Regions from separate parts of the Mus musculus genome. Here all the other regions are linked to region 3. Evidence: chromatin loops called from intact Hi-C (ENCODE). Cell type or tissue: heart. All regions are shown on one strand. Links, peaks and the distances in the headings refer to the core of each region. The heading gives the core; the rest is flanking DNA.

Region 1 (3,965 bases), core at 614-3,113, 74 kb before region 3:
TGAAAATTCCAGTCCCTTGGCTTCTGACCCCCTCTCCTCCAAAACTGTGTGCCCTCCACTCACTGTCCTCTGTACAAACTTCTCAGTGTTGCTTACATGTACCCCCCCCCAAGTTGTCTTCCCACCCAGTCTGTCACGTGTTTCTCTCTGGGCCTTAGTTATCTCTGAAGCACATAGTCACTTACTTCTATCCCACTCCCAAGTCCAATCTCAAACATCATTTACCTCTTCCTTCAGTAATGATCCGTTGTGAGCTTCTGCTTCTCTCTGTGGTCTAAGCTTGGTTCCTGACTGGCCCTCCCATCTTCAACTTTACTCAGTCCCTACTCAGTTGTCCCCTTCACACCTACAAGCCTTTCTTATTTCTATACTTGGCTAGGGTTTTTCAGCACTCCCCGCCAGTGAGCATGAAGAAGTCGCTCACCGTCATGTTTGGCTGGAACCGGTCTTCCAACAGTGCCACGGCTGCACCCTGACCAGAGCCTGCAGGTGGGAAGGGGCATCCGAAGTCAGTTGTTAGCTGCGGAGGTACAAACCTTGAAGGTGGGGTTGCAGGAGCAGGATTCGTGTGATTTAAAGGGTGGAAGAGCTCACCAAGGGCAGTAAAGGGCAGACGGCTGTAGGAACCATGTGGGTGCACCTCGTAGAGCTGAGGTCCGTTCAAATCAACCCCGCCCACGACCAGTGATGCCCCCACGTGGCCTTGGTACCTGTGGAGGAGCAGGCAGGGTTAATGTTAGCAGACAGGCCCCGCCCATTACACTGCCTTTTGGTCTGAGTCCCACCCCTTCCTTTGGCCTGGCGTCCTGCAATTGACGCTGCCTCTTCCGGAACTCAGCTTGGTCTGTCTTCTTCCGGTCTCCCTGCAGGTCGCAGCCCCGCTCCCCCCCACTCCACGTCCCGCCTCCTGTCAACTCCACCCACCTGCAGATACCCCGTTTAGGGGTCATCTTAGCCCCACTTGCTCACCGGAAAAGCGTCTGGCGCAGGATACGGGTGACCGTGGCCACCCGAGGCTCACGGCCGGTGGACAGCGCATGTAGTTCCATCTTGGAAGCTGCCATCCGCGTAGTCATCTCAGTGTCCGCAGCTACTCCAGCCCCACAGCAGCTAAGGGACAAAGGGATGGTGGATGTGGACAGGGACGTGCAGGGACAAAGTAGGGAGTGAGCGACAGTGCAGCTTATGTTTGAATATGGGGACTGGTCCGGGGCATACTGACTAGATTTTAGGGGCGATGAAGTGGATCTTCTCGCAGCTTTTGTCCGCCACAACCGAATCGTTAGTGGCCCGCGTGTCCGCTCCCAGGATGACTCCATCCTGCAGAGGCAGAGCCCAGCCTTAATGCCCACCTGATCTCCGCAGTGGCTGCCCTTCTAGCCCTCCAGCCCTTATCACCCCGCTTACTCGGAACACAAGCCCCGCGATGGTAGTCCCGGTCTTGCGTGCATGAGGAACCCGAAGTCCCGGAAGGACGTGTTCCAAGGACGCATTCCTGGAAACATTGGGGTGACTCGCGTTTCAGTTCTGCATCAAGGGAGGGTCCCTGAACCGGTCCCCAAACCCATTTCTACTCATCTCCTGGCTTAAGCCCCTACTTGGTCACCCAACATAGGGTTCCCCCACTCCACCAATAAAACAAGGCACCAGCAGTTCGTGACTAGAACTCCACTCCCCTTTCACCTCTGGCAGTTCTCGAAAGAGAAGCCTCCTGTGGGTTCCACTGCCTGCTTCAGCATCTCGCAGGAAGGCCAAGTGAGAATGCGGGGGTCTCGATGAGTGGATCAGCCAGGGGGAGCAGAGGCGTCTGTCCTGGCTTCTGTGGGGTTTTTCCGGACGCTTCCTACTTTCGCTTTCACCCCCACCCTAGTTCAGAGGCTGTTGGCTGCTGTGTGCATCTTCTCTTTCACTTTCGTCTTTGCTGCTAGTCCCAGATAACTTGAGGAAGGGGCTATTACACTCCTTGCCAGACCTATGGTGCGCCTTAGATCCTCCATTCCCATCTCTGCTGACACCCCCTGAGCACTGCAGGCACATACATGTATTCAGGTAAAACACTCACACACATAACCCCTTAAAAGTAAGTAGAAATGAAGCCCTTGCAGGCTTAGTTATGTGTGTGAGTGAATGTGGTATGTGCATGCCACATGCCCACCAAGGTCAGAAGAGGGCATCAGATTCCCTGGAACTGAAGTTACAGATGATCATGAGCCACCATGTGGGCGTGCCACCACGTGGGCGTTGGGAACCAAACTCAGGTCCTCTCCAAGTGCAAAAAAATGCTCTTAACTTCTGAGTGCTTGCTCTCTCTCTCTCTCTAATGTCTCACATTAAATCTTCTTTAGATGAACTGTCTTTTCTTCAGATCCTAAACTTTTTTTTTGGGGGGGGGGGGCGCTTGAAAAACTGTTTTTCAGTGTAGTTGAGTGTAGCCCTGTCTGCCCTGGAATAAGCTCTGTAGACAAGGTTGGCCTGGATGAGAAGATTAAAGGCATGTGTACCACCACGTGGCCCTAATTTTTTAATTTTTTTATGGCTTATTTTATGTGCGTTGGTGTTTTGCCTGCATGTCTGTGTGAGGTGTCAGCTCCCCTAAAACTGGAGTTACAGACACTTGTGAGCAGCCATGTGGGTGCTGGGTATTGAACCAGGGTCCTCTGGAAAAACAGCTTCTTTCAACAGACGCTGAGCCATCTCTCTAGCCCCATTTATTTGTTTGTTTTTTCGAGACAGGTTTTCTCTGTATAGCTCCGGCTGTCATGGAATCCAAGTTCTTACATTAACAATCCCCAGCCCCAATATCTTAAATTCTATTTATTTGTTTGTGTTTTGGGGACAGAATCTCTGTGGTCTTGGCTGTCCTGGAACTGTGTGTATCAGAGTGGCCTACAGAGATCTGCCTGCCTCTGCCTCCCAAGTGTTGAGTTGAAGGCGTGCACCACCATGCTTTATTATAAATTTCTGTATCCAACCAGAACTCAAAAGTCGACTTCAAATCCTATTTCTCTGTGTCCCCATTCTAACAGCCATATACCCAGATCTGAATATTGTCCTGGGCCCCTAAGAAGGAAGCCACAGAGCAAGCTTCCTGAGCAGCTCAACTAGGACAATGAAAATCTATTTACATATCTCAAAGTCAGTCCAGTCTGGGGCCTTAGCAAAGCCCACTGAACCCCGTGTTCCCCTAAGCCCAGATCAAGCATGCATCAGCCAGGTGATGCAGGTTATCTAAGGAACCTAGTAGTGCCTTCCCCTTAACCCATAACAAACACCCTGCACTTATTTATAACAGCTAGGTCTTTATTCAGGGGGTGGGGGACTTGGGCTGGCAGCTGGCGACTTAGGAGTGCGGTAGGCACCCAGTAGGATGGCATTGATATGCTCCAGTGTCTTATTGCTGAAGACCATGTTGAGGTGATCTGTCTCGTTCATGGGCAGCAAATGTACGGGCTGCGACTGGCGGCCCTGCCACTGGCCACAGAGCTCAGTGCTGCGGGTGGCTACGGTGTCGTCCCCATCTTCATAGAGTGCAGCCACGGGGTCTTTGTAGGGGAAGTTGTGGTCATAGATGTAGGTGTGGGGTGTGGGTCTGCCCACACCGTAGAGACAATATACTTCTACACCAGGTGCGGGGAGGCGCTCCAGTAGGTCACGAGACTGAAGAAACATGTGCCAGCCTTCTTCAAAATGCAGATCTGTGAAAAAACGCTCAAAGTCTTGGACGGTGTAGTTGAAGTTTGGTGTGGAAATGAACACATGGTCTTCAGGCCACACGTGAGGGGCTGGGAGCATCCAGGGGGAAGTCGTGGTTATGCGCTGCTCCTCTTTCAGCTTTATGTTGGACAGGATGGGGATGCCCTGGTTGTCACCTAGGACAGGGGAGAACAAGGTGGGACAGGGAGCTGGGCCTGGTCCACAGTTTACCTCGGCAAAAGCACTCCACCTTGTTTCTGCCACAACCTGAT
Region 2 (3,965 bases), core at 614-3,113, 160 kb before region 3:
TTCCGTTCTTTTTGTTTGTTAGTATAGAACAGGATTTATTCAGGGCATGGGAAGGGGAGATGAGGGAGTAGACATAGAGGCAGAGAGAATAGAGGAGTAGAGGTCGCCCATGGGCACCTGGAGAGAGGGAGGAGGGCAATGGGGGGGGGAGTAGAAGCAAGAGCAGGTGAGCGAGAATACAGGTGTTTTCTATTGCACCCCGTTTAAATTTTTATTTTCTTTAGAAGTCTTGGGTTTTGTTGTTGTTTTGTTTGGGTTTTGTTTTGGTTTGGGTTTTTTGTTGCTTTTTTTTTTTCGTTGTTGTTGTTGTTTTTGGTTTGGTTTTTTGAGACAGGTTTTGGGTTTTTTTTTTGTTTTTGTTTTGTTTTTTGTTTTTTTTGAGACAGGGTTTCTCTGTATTGCCCTGGCTGTCCTGGAACTCACTCTGTAGACCAGGCTGGCCTCGAACTCAGAAATCTGCCTACCTCTGCTTCCCAAGTGCTGGGATTAAAGGCGTGTGCCCCACCGCCCGACTGTTGTTTTGTTTTGAGACAGGTTGTATGTAGTTCAGACTTGCCTCAGACTTTCCACGCAGCAGATGATGACCTTGAACTTGTGATTCATGCCTGTGGTTGCTGGGATTTGAACTCAGAACCTTCCAGAGAGCAGTCAGTGTTCTTAAACCCTGAGCCATTTCTCCAGCCCCCTTGAGCGACCCATGGCTTGTCAGATTTTCTTTGGCAGTCACAAGGGAAACAGATGTAGAGGACCCAAGATTAGAAGCAGAGACATGCAATATGATTCTTGCTTTTCACTAGAGATGCCAAGTCCAGAGGATAGGTAAGACAGTGCTGGGGAGAAATTGCGCACTTTGTTTGCTTTTGGTGCTGAAGACCAGGCACAGTCCCTACTTTCAACTTACTAGATATTATTTGAATGTCCATGAGTATGTTAAAGGCTATTTATGTACTGAAGGTAGAGTCAAATTGAGTATCTTCTTTAATGCTTTGTGGGTTTGAATCAATGTGATTCTTCCTCACAAGTTAAAAAGCCAGGCATGAGCAGGGCAGTGGTGGCACAGGCCTTTAATCCCAGCACTTAGGAGGCAGAGGCAGGCTGATTTCTGAGTTCGAGGCCAGCTTGGTCTATAGAGGGAGTTTCAGGACAGCAAGGACTACACAGAGAAAACCTGTCTTGAAAAACCAAAAATAAATAAATAAAAAAAATACCAAGCATTGTGTCCCATGCCTATAATGGCAGTGCTAGAGGTGCATCCCTGCAGCTAACTGGCCAGCCAGCCTAAAATGAAAAGGCCAGCCGGCGTGGTGGCATACGCCTTTAATCCCAGCACTTGGGAGGCAGAGGCAGGTGGATTTCTGAGTTCGAGGCCAGCCTGGTCTACAGAGTGAGTTCCAGGACAGCCAGGGCTACACAGAGAAATCCTGTCTCAAAAAAAAAAAAAAAAAAAGAAAAAAGAAAAGGCCAAGGGCCTTGAGGAATGAATGATACCCAGAAATTGACACTCACTGGCACACATATGAACATGCATAAATGCAAACATTACTCCCCCACTCTCACACATGATATATGTATAAACATATCTCCCATTACTTTGAATGTTTTTAAAATTAATAAATGTGAAAAATATTATACGATATTTATATATTGGTTTGTTTGGTTGGTTTTTGTTTTTTGTTTTTTTTTCGAGACAGGGTTTCTCTGTGTAGCCCTGGCTGTCCTGGAACTCACTCTTTAGACCAGGCTGGCCGCGAACTCAGAAATCTGCCTCCGCCTCTGCCTCCTAAGTGCTGGGATTAATGGCGTGTGCCACCAATTGCCTTGAATGTGTTTTCCCTTCACTGTCTGGCACATTGTAAGCAGCTAGTAGGGACATGGTTTAGGTCAGTGAGTCCATCCATGTAAGAGGTAGCTGAGAGTCGGGAGAGTGCTCCCAATATAAGAAATTGACTCCAGAAGTTCTTCTGGGAGGACTCGGGTTTCCTCTAGGCTAAAGAATGCAGTCCACTCCAAGGTACTGGGGGTCGGGGGTGGGGTGGGGTGGGGTGTTTTTTATAGCAAGCTGCAGAACCTCATTCAAATCCTGGTCTGCAGGAACTCCACCTCTCCTTTAGGAGGCGCTGCAGCCCGCGGCCGCACCAAAACGTTCTTCTGAGGCATCATGGAACTTGTAGTCTTTGTGTTCTTATACCCAGAGCGCTTGCGCTCACCAGGCACGCGCCCGGTACCATCAGGATTCCGGATCCTTGTGAAGGGTAGCCCATGCCATAACGTTCCATTCGAATACATTTTTACCTTTCGCTTAGGACGAGCTTCATCTGGAAAATAATCGACTCTGAACAGGATATCGCGGTGTCCAGGAAAGCCGCCGGAATAAGCCCGCCCCATCCCGGAAGTGAGAGGCTTCTGGCGCAGTGCATTGTGGGGGGCGTAGTCCTCCTTTCCAGGCGGTCCTTCGCGGCGTCCCCCGGGCCGACTCCGAAGCGCAGGCGGACGGCCGGGTGGGTAGCGCGGCGCGGGCGGTCCGCAACCATATTCTGGGCACGGGGCCTCGGCCCGGGACGACTGCGCCGGGCGGCAATAGTGAGAGGCCTCTGAGAGCCTCGCGCGGCGCCGCCCGTCGAGGAGCTGAGACAGGGGCCAGACCCGGCCGTCGAAGAGCTCGAGAGGCCGGTGGGCCGGGCCGCGCGTCGCAGCCATGCCTGGCTTTACGTGCTGCGTTCCGGGCTGCTACAACAATTCACACCGGGACAAGGCGCTGCACTTCTACACGTTTCCCAAGGACGCTGAGTTGCGGCGCCTCTGGCTCAAGAACGTGTCCCGTGCTGGCGTCAGTGGGTGCTTCTCCACCTTCCAACCCACCACCGGCCACCGTCTCTGCAGCGTCCACTTTCAGGGCGGCCGCAAGACCTACACGGTGCGCGTTCCCACCATTTTCCCGCTGCGTGGCGTCAATGAGCGCAAAGTAGCTCGGAGACCTGCGGGAGCTGCGGCAGCCCGCCGTAGGCAGCAGCAGCAGCAACAACAACAGCAGCAGCAGCAACAGCAGCAGCTGCAACAGCAGCAGCCGTCTCCGTCCTCCTCCACTGCCCAGACCACCCAGTTGCAGCCGAACCTGGTGTCTGCCTCTGCAGCTGTGCTTCTTACGCTTCAGGCCGCCGTAGACAGCAACCAGGCTCCGGGATCCGTGGTTCCCGTGTCCACGACTCCCTCGGGAGATGATGTGAAGCCCATCGACCTCACAGTGCAAGTCGAGTTTGCAGCTGCTGAAGGGGCAGCCGCCGCTGCCGCCGCCTCAGAGCTAGAGGCTGCTACGGCTGGGCTGGAGGCCGCTGAGTGCACTCTGGGCCCTCAGCTGGTGGTGGTAGGGGAAGAGGGCTTCCCTGACACTGGCTCTGACCACTCGTACTCCTTGTCCTCGGGTACCACGGAGGAGGAGCTCCTGCGCAAGCTGAACGAGCAGCGGGACATCTTGGCCCTGATGGAAGTGAAGATGAAGGAGATGAAGGGTAGCATCCGCCATCTGCGTCTCACCGAGGCCAAGCTCCGTGAAGAACTTCGAGAGAAGGATCGTCTGCTTGCCATGGCTGTCATCCGTAAGAAGCACGGCATGTGAATGGTTCCCCCCAGAAACCTGCAGAATTCGTGACTCCTTCCAGCCCAAGGAATCCTCAGGCAAATGTTGTACTCCCCAGTATTCCTGTTGACAGTGCCGAGGTTTAGGACAGCGGGACTCCAGTTGGTCAGTTGGCACCTTCTTTCGTCTCCTCGTGAAGTAAGAGTTGGGGACTTCAGAATCTGGTGACACCAGCAGTTATGACTTTGTCTCTCACTCCCCAGTTTATGTTGCAGATTCTGGTTATACACAGGCTTCAGAACCACTGAACTTGGAACTTACCCTGGAGGGGGTGCAGATGGAACTCTTAAGGGACTGTGGGTTTGAGGAAACCACTTCTTCAGGTTGGCCA
Region 3 (3,965 bases), core at 888-3,387:
AAAGAGAATCCTGACTACACAAAACTGCCCTCTGACCTCCACACACACATACAATGAGAAGAAAAAGAAATCATGACATAGTGTAAAGTCAAAATCCACTTTATTTTCTGAACGTTACTTTCCAATCCTGTCCAGTAGTTTACTTTTCAAATCTCCAAACAATTCATCATGCTTTCAGAGAGGCAAGGGCTGGCGTGACTCAATGTCGCCCACTGACAAGTGTTCAACTTCCTGCTCTAGCACTAGATTCAAGCCAACCAAAAATCAGGCCTTTTGAGGCAAAGGGTCCCCCACTGAAGATGCTAGTCCTGGAAGGCTTCTCCTTCGGCGAGCTGCCAGTTCAATTTTCTGAACCAGGCTCACATCCCAGGGGTGGGTCACAAAACTGATAACGGACCCTGGCACTTCGCTGCCCACACGACCCACCCTTCCTGCTCTGTGGATGTAATCCTGCAGGGTAGGGGGGAAATCGTAATTGATAACCACTTCCACGTGGACACTGTCTAGGCCTCGGGAGGCGATGTCTGTGCAGACAAGTATGTTCTGGGAGCCCTTCTGGAAACTCTGGAAGATACCTGCCCTCATTGAGGCCGGCATTTGCCCTTGCAGCCTTAGATGTTGAATCTTGTGGTCATCCAGAATGTACCCAAGCCAGTTCACGGTGCTGGCGCTGTTGCAGAATACCAGGACAGTTCCCGAGGGTTCCGTCTTACTTGCTTTGTCCTGCTGTTTGAGGATCTGAACCAGTTCTGTCACCTTGTCTGCTCCCTTCAGTCTCATAAATGTCTGTCTGACATGAGGCATGAGACAGTGCAGCTTGGAGCTGGTAATGGTGGTCAGACTGTCTGGACTGGTGACTTTACTCAGTAACTGGTTTAGGCCTTCTGGAAACGTGGCTCCCACCAGCACTAACTGGGCTTTGGGATTAAAGGGGTCTTCTAACTCGGCTGGACTTTCTGCTATAGGGCTCTTTTCCAAGATGTAGTCCACCAGTTCCAGGAAGCTTTCATCTAGCAGTGTGTCTACTTCATCTAGCACTATGAAGTTAAGATGCTGTAAGCTGATCAGTTGACTTTTCAGAGCCTTCCACAGCGCCCCTGGAGTAGCCACTAACACATCGGCTGCCGGTCGTCTATACAGCTGAAGTTTGAGCCTACTCATCCCGAGGCCTCCGCCAAGTTCTATCACCTGCAGGCCCAAGTACCCACCCAGTGACTGGGCCACTGCCTGCACCTGTTCGGCTAGTTCTCGGGAAGGTACCAGAACCAAGCCTCGAGGAGCCGTGAAACTGCGGGAGTCCAGGTCTGACCCTCTCAGGAGCCGCTGAAATAGGGGCAGTAGGTAGCTAAGCGTCTTGCCACTGCCAGTTTCCGCAGCGCAAAGGAGGTGGCGGCCTCGAAGCAGTGGGGGGATGGTTTTCGACTGCACTGAGGTTGGCTGCACAACTTCGGGGACAGCCTCCTGAAGCGCCAGCAGCACTCGGGGTTCCAGACCCAGGTCCACGAAGCTGCCCCGGGACGAGAGGTTCCTCAGGGCGGGCGCCTCTTGCTGCACTCGCTCTATGGAGAAATGGTCTTGCCGCGATCGCCGATGCTTCCAGCCACGGGAAGCCAGTGGCGCTCGCTCCCAACGGCCCAGCGTGAGGCGTGCGGGCTGGTTCAACTCCGGCCGCCGCGCCGAGACCAGCAGGGGACCGGGGCGCACTAGCACTGGCCGCTGCAAACTCCCACGGCCGCTCTGTCGCTGTTCCTGCCGTCGCTGCAGAGCCCGCGGAACGCGCACCACTGGCAAGGACTGGTCGGAACCGCGCACCACTAGGTTCCGTCGAGGCTCCAGAAGCAACCGTACTGCTAACGCCAGCAGCCGCGATGGCCCGGCTAAAGCCATATTTCCCTTGATGCAGAAGAGGCGCGCGCTAATGACGTCAAGCACGCCACCGTAGTCTGGAGTACGGTGGCTGGCGCGGATCAGGGTGGCGTGTGGCGCTGCAGCACCGGCTGGAAGGAGGGAGGAGGATCCTTAAGAGTTCAGTGGCTGCGAGGTCTGTAGGTTTCCACCCGGCATGGCGATGTCCAGATTGGAGTCATCTTTGGGGAAGGGTACTCGGTGGAGGCAGGAATGGGAGTCCGCAGTAGGAGGGGGCCATGGGTCCCTGGCTCAAGGAATCGAGTGAGGATGGCCTCTGTCATTTGAGTGCTTAATTTCTGATAGTCTTAACTTGTGGTCTTCATTGCCTCGCTCAGTCATCCCATAGAACTCCAAAGGTACAAAGTTCGACGATGTTTTCGTAGATATGCAATCCACTCAAAGCCTGGGTGATGCAAGTTTGCTGAGACTGAATGAATGGTAGGCCAGGGGACTGAGACAGAAGTTGGGAGTCTGGGTTTAAGCTCAACCCAGTTCTTTAGTTTAGAACCCAGAGTGCATGCTGGTGGCCTTCAGCTTATTTCGTCTTTGAAGTTAGAGAGATGGTCTCCGTTCTTTCAGGTGTAGTTTCTCAGGTTTTTTTTTTTTACACTTTGACCCTACCTCTCCAGGCAAGTTTCACCCTCCTTTCCTTGTCGTCGCCCCCCCCCCCCCCCCATGCATCTCAGCCTGGACCCATCACTCTAGCGGTCTGCTCATAGCCACTGGCTTCTCAGGCAGATTCCGAATTGCCTGACTAGAAGTAGAAAGAAGGGTCCCGTTACCCTCCTGGAGTGATGAAACTTATCTCACATAGCACCGGTCAAGCAGACTACTTGACATGAATTTAGTGGTTCAGGTTATTAAACGTTTAATTTTTTTTTTTTACTTCATACTTTTTGAACATATCTGAAAAAATGGGCATCAAGTGTCTGGAGTGGGAGATAAGGTCAATGTTTGTGGATTGATTACCTGGGAGGTTCCTAACGTCTGGAGAAAGTGTTTTAATTTCATTCATGGGCTGGTGAGTTGGCTCAGTGGGTAAGAGCACCCGACCGCTCTTCCGAAGGTCCGGAGTTCAAATCCCAGCAACCACATGGTGGCTCACAACCATCTGTAACAAGATCTGACTCCCTCTTCTGGAGTGTCTGAAGACAGCTACAGTGTACTTACATATAATAAATAAATAAATCTAAAAAAAAAAAAAGTTTAATTTCATTCATTAGAGCTGGCCCTCCATATTTATAGGTGGACCTCTGTGGAATTTTCCACTGTAGAGTGAGAATATTCATGAAAAAAAATGTGTCTGTACTAAATATGTATAGACATTTTTCTTTAATGTTACTCCCTAACAATACAGTATAACAAGTATATACATCATGTTTATATTGCATTAGTCATAAGCAGTTTGCAGATGATTTAAATCATGTGGGAGAGCGTTGGGGCATAGCTTTGTGATAAAGTGCTTGCCTATTAGCGTTTGTGAAGTCCTGAATTCAATTCCCCCCTAAAATCAAAAGTACCTAGGAATTTTATGTAGGAGCTTGAGTATCCTCAGATTTTGGTATCTTTGAGGTTCCTAGAACTCCTAATAACTACCTATTGATGACTTTACCATTACATAGATTAAAATTTAGTTGAGTGTGGTGGCAAATGCTGTGAATTCCAGCACTTAAAATTCAGAGGCGCCGGGCGTGGTGGCGCACGCCTTTAATCCCAGCACTTGGGAGGCAGAGGCAGGTGGATTTCTGAGTTTGTGGCCAGCCTGGTCTACAAAGTGAGCTCCAGGACAGCCAGGGCTACACAGAGAAACCCTGTCTCAACCGCCCCCCCCCTCCAAAAAAAAAAAAAAAAAGTCAGAGGCAGGTAGATCTCTGAGTTGGAGGCCGGCCTGGTCTGTATAGCATGTTCCAGTCAACCTGTACTGTAATAGCAAGACCCACCTTAAAAAAAAAACAAACATAGGACATAGGTTATTTAATTTTATTTTTCTTCTTTATTGTAGTGAGGATGCAGGCCAGGGCCTGTGCATTGGTAATAGTCAAGTGCCTTACTAGTAA

The links. Peaks named below come from ENCODE experiments on the same cell type or tissue, not always from the same donor. Only the 100,000 strongest peaks of a DNase experiment are listed, where the experiment ranks them.
Region 1: it touches region 3 in a loop (2.2-fold over the local background); 4 of 42 quality-filtered maps call a loop at or near these places.
Region 2: it touches region 3 in a loop (2.6-fold over the local background); 3 of 42 quality-filtered maps call a loop at or near these places.

The regions. Positions count from the first base shown.
Region 1 is chr8:105,936,272-105,940,236 of GRCm38, forward strand. Psmb10 (proteasome (prosome, macropain) subunit, beta type 10) reads right to left here and starts at 2,121. Exons shown (of 8, transcript NM_013640.3): 1 at 1,684-2,121; 2 at 1,408-1,495; 3 at 1,223-1,320; 4 at 970-1,110; 5 at 595-710; 6 at 425-483. The coding sequence starts at 1,739. It overlaps Lcat (lecithin cholesterol acyltransferase), which reads right to left. Exons shown (of 6, transcript NM_008490.2): 6 at 3,280-3,869. The coding sequence ends at 3,301. In heart, for the core only: CTCF peaks have their summits at 734 (motif pointing left) and 1,772; DNase peaks (open chromatin) are centred at 870, 1,390 and 1,830; H3K4me3 peaks cover 1,817 bases; H3K27ac peaks cover 2,072 bases.
Region 2 is chr8:105,852,666-105,856,630 of GRCm38, forward strand. It overlaps Thap11 (THAP domain containing 11), which reads left to right and starts at 2,438. Exons shown (of 1, transcript NM_021513.2): 1 at 2,438-3,965. The coding sequence starts at 2,696. The coding sequence ends at 3,613. It also overlaps a transcript of Cenpt not described here. In heart, for the core only: a CTCF peak has its summit at 2,123; a DNase peak (open chromatin) is centred at 2,416; H3K4me3 peaks cover 1,422 bases; H3K27ac peaks cover 1,465 bases.
Region 3 is chr8:106,009,538-106,013,502 of GRCm38, forward strand. It overlaps Ddx28 (DEAD box helicase 28), which reads right to left and starts at 1,949. Exons shown (of 1, transcript NM_028038.3): 1 at 79-1,949. The coding sequence starts at 1,887. The coding sequence ends at 265. Dus2 (dihydrouridine synthase 2) reads left to right here and starts at 1,941. Exons shown (of 16, transcript NM_025518.4): 1 at 1,941-2,041. In heart, for the core only: no CTCF peak of the experiment used is centred there; a DNase peak (open chromatin) is centred at 1,944; H3K4me3 peaks cover 1,912 bases; H3K27ac peaks cover 1,382 bases.